Linked DNA regions of Homo sapiens: region 1 is linked to region 2. The links are chromatin loops, found by intact Hi-C in ENCODE. Cell type or tissue: endothelial cell of umbilical vein. All regions are shown on one strand. Links, peaks and the distances in the headings refer to the core of each region. The heading gives the core; the rest is flanking DNA.

Evidence for each region. Hi-C counts contacts between places; a loop is a spot of excess contacts. Peaks named below come from ENCODE experiments on the same cell type or tissue, not always from the same donor. Only the 100,000 strongest peaks of a DNase experiment are listed, where the experiment ranks them.
Region 1: it touches region 2 in a loop (2.5-fold over the local background); 12 of 110 quality-filtered maps call a loop at or near these places.

Annotation. Positions count from the first base shown.
Region 1 is chr12:89,234,799-89,237,715 of GRCh38, reverse strand. No RefSeq gene overlaps it. Among named protein-coding and RNA genes, the nearest start is that of DUSP6, 120 kb to the left of the region's middle. In endothelial cell of umbilical vein, for the core only: no CTCF peak of the experiment used is centred there; DNase peaks (open chromatin) are centred at 1,255 and 2,025; H3K27ac peaks cover 1,531 bases.
Region 2 is chr12:89,161,112-89,164,028 of GRCh38, reverse strand. No RefSeq gene overlaps it. Among named protein-coding and RNA genes, the nearest start is that of LINC02458, 140 kb to the right of the region's middle. In endothelial cell of umbilical vein, for the core only: no CTCF peak of the experiment used is centred there; a DNase peak (open chromatin) is centred at 1,118; H3K27ac peaks cover 2,280 bases.

The DNA.
Region 1 (2,917 bases), core at 174-2,673, 74 kb before region 2:
ATATACTCCTGAAATGATCCACCATTTAATGGAGCAAATTGAAGCTTAGAGGGTTTGGGAAAATTGCTCAAGACCACACACCTAGAAAGAAATAAAACTAGAGTTTGAATATAAATCTATCAGATTATGGAATGTTATTTTCCCAGTAATAGTGTTTGCAATAGTCCAGGTGAGACGACATAAGAGCTTGAACTAGAGTGGAGGTAGTGAAAATAAAACAAAAAGTTGAATATTAAGGAGGATAAATGGGAGTGAAATATTAGAAATGAGTCTTAGATAACTTTGCTGTAGAATTTAAGAATGGACGAGAGGGAGGGATAAAAGAGAGGAAAGAGTCAATGATGATTGAGATTTCTGGCCAGTAGAACAGTGGCACCATTAATAGAAGCTGGAAAGTCAAGTGGAAGAACTGGTTTTGTGGAGGAAGAGGATGACTTTGGTTTTGAACATGTTTGTTTTGTGGTATTGGAGAAACATCCAGATATCCGGCTAGAAGATTACAATACAGGTCTGAGCTCATGGCCAAAGAATTGAGAGCAATCTATGTAGAAGTGATTGCTCAATTGGATAATATCATTGGGAGAAAAGCGTAACTGGATAAAAGTAAAGGGCCAAACCAAGATGAGGAACTGAGTTTCAGAGTAAGAAGAGTCAAGAAAGGATTCAATTCTTATTTTTGAAAATCTGACCACAGTAAGGGAAGTAAGGAAAGAGAAAAAATGAGTGTTTGATTAGCATCTGATATCCAAGAGTCTTTACAATGTGGATTCTTAAATGCTGCACAGAGACTGCCATGTTTCTTTATATGTTTGTTTGGGTGACTTTTCTGTCACTTGCATAAGTGACCTGGAATAGTTTCTTGACATCACATCACGGTAGTGTTGTTGTGTGTTGGTGCCTCAATCACTCCTGTCTGTGAGGTCTGGGTTTTTCCTGGATGTGCACTAATAATTCAAACATAGACATTCGTGTTTGGAAATGTTTGAGCAATATCCCCGAATACCCTGCTCTTAGTGGTTGCTTGACTACAGGGGAATGTCCATATGTGTGTTCCCATCTTTTCCCTTTATTCTTGGTAGGAGAACATAAGGATGACTGAAATCCTGAGTGGGAAGGCACATTGGAGTAAACCACAGTCAGGGCTTTGTACCCTGGAAGCTTGGATATACATCTCTCTTGGTAAAAACTGGCAACAGTGCAACCCACCTTTGAGAGCTTGTAGAGAAAGGCAAATTCAAGCAAGTGATTCATAGATTACAAGTATCCTGAGAAACAGGAAATGAGGGAACAAGGCTATACTCAATCTTTATAAATGGTAAGCAAATCCTCTCTTCCCACGTGAAAGAAATTGGCTGTGAAGAAGTATGGTGTCCCTTCTAAAACCTCAACATTCTTGAATTTATGAAGTGCTGGTTCATGATGTTTCATTGGACTGTTTTTATTTTTTCTTCCACAATTTCATGTCCTTTCCTCAATTCACTTGTTCATGGGTTTTGTTTTGTGCACTGGTCAATTATCAGAGCCCAGAGCAAGGGCACACAGTAGGCATTATACATATATTTATTGAGTCTGTCTGTCCATGTGTCTGCTTGTCTATTGCTTCTTTCATCCATTCATTCATTCATCAAATATTTATTATTTTTTATGTACCAGATTTTGTGCTAGTTCTTAGTGATAAAAAGGTGAATCTGAAGTCATCCCTTCCCTAATTAAGCTCATAACCTAGTGGCATGACAGTGACATAAACCGAGTTACAATTCCCCTGGATAAGCACAGTAATAGACCTAAGCACACTTGACACCAGCTCTGCAGTATGGAGGAAGGAGAGGAGGAGGGGTAGGCAGAGGTCAGAGGAGGCTTCCTGAAGAAGGAAACCTCCCTTCCTGTACTTTAGAGATCTCCCGGTGTTGATTATCTTTTTGCTTTCTCTTATCTTAAACCTCTTCCTCTTTACTGTGTCGTTCCCACCAACCTTTAAATTTGTTCAATTCTCCACTATCTTGAGAAAAATCCCTCTTCTTAGTCCAGCATCCCTCCAGCTACCTCCCTCATCTACTTCTTTTTTTTATCCTTTCTCTCTTGCCTTTCAGTCCCAAGTCCACTAAAATCTGGCCCTCATCTTGACCTCTCCCTCAAATTGCTCTCAACCCAGGTCAATAATGGCATCTTGGTTGTTAAATACAACGGAAACTTTCTAGCCTTTTCCTTATTTGTCTTCTTGGTTGCATTTGCCACTGTTGACACTTTCTGTAAGCTCAGCTTCCTCCCTTGGTTCCTCTGACTCCCCTAATTTTCTGGTTCTCCCTCTCCTTCCTTGCCTCTGCCTTCTCATTGTTTTGCAGGCTCTTCCTTTACAGCTCATCATTTAAGGATTGGTAAATGTTGGAATTGCCCAGAGATCTCTTGTAACTCTGTGTTTTCTTCCTGAGAAAGCCTGTCTATTATGATTGTAATACCGTTTTTATCCTGATGATTTCCACATAATTTTCTTCAGCCAAGATCAATCTTCTGAGCATCAGACTTTATTCCTGCATTCATCCACTCAATAAATATTTACTGGTGCTCACTATGTGCCGAATACTGTTTTAGAGATGGAGATTCAGTAGTGAATAAAGTCCTTGCCCTTGCTGGAACTTACATTCTTCTAAAGCAGAAACATGCACACACACACACACACACACATATTCTGTGAGGTGGTGAAAAGTGCTATGAGAAAAATAAAGCAAATGAGGGAGTGCTGGGGTGTGGGAGAAAGATTTTTCTCTTTATAAAGTGTGGTCGGTAAGTCCCCTTTAATCAGGTGACGTTTAAGCAGAGACCTGAACGAAGCCAAGAAGGGAGGGAGCCAGGCAGATATCTGGGGGAAGAGCTCAGCTGTCAGAGAAAAGAGCTAATGTGAATGGTCATCACCATCATT
Region 2 (2,917 bases), core at 181-2,680:
CTTACATAAAAAGGTAATAGGTAGAGTTAAGTATATCCAGGGAAATGGAGACAGGTCCTAGAAACTTTTTAATGCATATACAGTCCTTCTTAGCTCAACTGAATGCTTTAAAAATGCTTGCTGCCCCAAAGTTTGTGAGTCCAGACACTGGCATGGAATGGCAGGGTCTATAAAAGCTATACATTGTTGAAAGGATCAATATGCTGCCTTGTTTTTCTTACCTGCTTTATTTAGCCATTTTTAGTATAGTCATATCTTTCACTAGGCTCAAACTATTTATTTAACAATCAGATCTAAAATTCTGCTCTAGAATCCTCAACTCAAAACCCAAACCATTTTTCTTCATATTAAGATGGGTGCAGAGAAGAGAGATTGGGGGAGGAGGGTGAGTTTTCTTGATCGATCCCGAAGAAGTCAGGCTGATTTGGCGATAAGATCCTTTGTCTGTGCTAGTTGGGTTGAAGAATAATCATGGTGGCCCTGCCTCCAGGACATTGCAAAAGTTTTGATGTGTCAATGAAGTTAATTTTCTCTGTGTATGTGATTGAAAGTCCTTTTTAGGATCCTGTTAGACCCAAATATTCCATCGCCTGTATTTACGTCAGTGGTTTATTGGTGTGGAATTTTTTAATGGCTCTCTGGGACAGACTTACACTCTGAGCTCTGTAGAGCTCAGAGAAATGTTTATTTCAGCCATCCACCTTTCAAAAGGGAGAGACTTGGAGGAAAATACAAATTTGAAAATTTATTGTTTCGAATGTGAATCTGTGAGGAAAATGGAAATGTAATTTCTAAATGAAATAACAGCAAAGCAAAATATTGATGTATACTAGGTAGCCACAGCCATCTCTGACTGTGAATACTTTTTCTTGGAGATTGTAATATCTGATGCCAGATACACACATGTTTTACACTTATTCAGCAGTTAAAGGTAAGAGGTTGTGAAACTCTAAATAAGCCAGGAAAAAAAAAAAGAGGCAAAGGGCTGAGTCTGAGTGAGTAAGGGAAGATAAATCAGATGAGATTGCATGTTGATGACACTCCCTAGTGTTGCTCAACAGCAATATCTGACAAACAGCAAGAGAAAAAGGAAACATTTTGGCAGAGTCAGCCACCCCCAGCAACCCTCTTCAAAACCCTGCTAAGAAATCCCCACCACTGGATGAGTTATTTCCTCTTTCTGCAGTATGAGTACAATGGGAAAAAAAATAGGCCCTAGAGCTGAAATATTGAAGTTAGGAAACAGTGGCATGAGTAACAACACAGAAATGAATTAGACAGGCCTAGAGGCACAGATCTTCCATCTAGAGGGCTCGAGTTTTGAAGTCCGTTTTGGTACAGTGGGTATTTGGACCATCTTTCAAGACTGTTATGATGTTTTGTTTATGACCATCCTTTTTACTCTTCACTTTGCTTATTAGCTCCTCCCGCCTGGAATCAAAAGGAACTGTACCTCCCTCAACCCCTGTGTAGCCCCACCAGAATCGCTTTGGAAGTGCTTATGCTTTCTTCAAAGCCCAACTGAAGTCCATTTTCCTCCAAGAAGCTGTCTAAGCTCTTCTAGTTCAGAATTAGCCTCTTTCTCTTTTCTTCTCTTAATGAATATCTTTAGTCTTTTATTAAATTGGTCACAGTGCCCTTTATCTGCAAGTTATTTATACATTTTTTTTGTCTTCTCTATTGAGTTAAAAAACCTCCTGAGAGCAAAGGCCTTGTCATTAACATTTTTATGCTTCCTATACCATTTACTTGGTGATAAGAGGGCTGTAATAAGCCAATGTAATAAGTCATTATTGACTTAAAGTATAAACTCTTAATAAATATAATAAGGATTAATAGGTTCCTAGTCAAAAGTACCTTAACTGTGTTTTTTGCAGATAGAACAGATCAGTCTCTATTTTGTTTTATAGAATGCTGATGAAATAAACTAAGCTATTTTTTAAAAAATCCCAGGGAAGCAAGTTTTTATTTTTATTTTTATTTTAGAACTGTTTGATTAAAAGGTAAAAGAATTTCTCCACCTATCTTTGAGTTCCTTGGAGACACAAGACCATGTACTTGTCCTGTTGGCATCAGGTTAGAGTTATGGTAGGTTCTAGAACATTTTAATTTTTACCCTCTTACTAGAGAAACCTGCTATTTAAACAGAGTTCCATTTCTTAAAAAATAAGCAGACTAACTTTCACCAAACGCTACAGTTTTCTCCCTTCATCCTCCTTCCCAAGCCTCTCAAATGTGTCATTTACGCCTATTGGCTATACTTGCGAAATTGTGCTTCCCTTTCCTAACTCTTTGCATTAACTGGCTTTGATCTTCATCACCCTCCAGAAGCAGTTCTCTAAAAGGTCAATAGTGGCATTCTTTTTGTCAAAATCTCTATAGCATCTATAGTTGATAGCCTGATCTTTGTGACTCCCTGCTGTCTTGGCTTTCACATTTCTCTGTTTTTTTTTTTTCTAGGGGGTAGGATAACTAATTTGTGAAACACACATGTCCGTATGTCTGTTTGCGCTATTGGTATATTTGAAGCTCATCACAATTCTCTGAGGCAGGGGTCATTCTTGTATACTATCACTTGAGTATAGATTTTTTGGTTTTGTCTCATTGGTCAATCACTTTGTAGAGGTAGGCTGGTTGAAAATTCACTGAGAGTGGAATCCATGCACTCCACCTCTTCTCCATCACCCACAGTGCCTGACACAGCAAATATTTTCAGACTTAATAAATATTTGTTGACTGATTGTAGTTGAAAGTGCTCAGGTCTTGAAATAGAAGAACAACATGAACATTGACCAGATTTTGGTTGAATTTCTCTGTTTTTCAAAGTGCTGGCAGAAAACTCCTTTCATAAACCATCTTAAAGGAAAAATGACTCCTTCATAAGATCATATTTGACACTAATTTAGAAAACCATTAG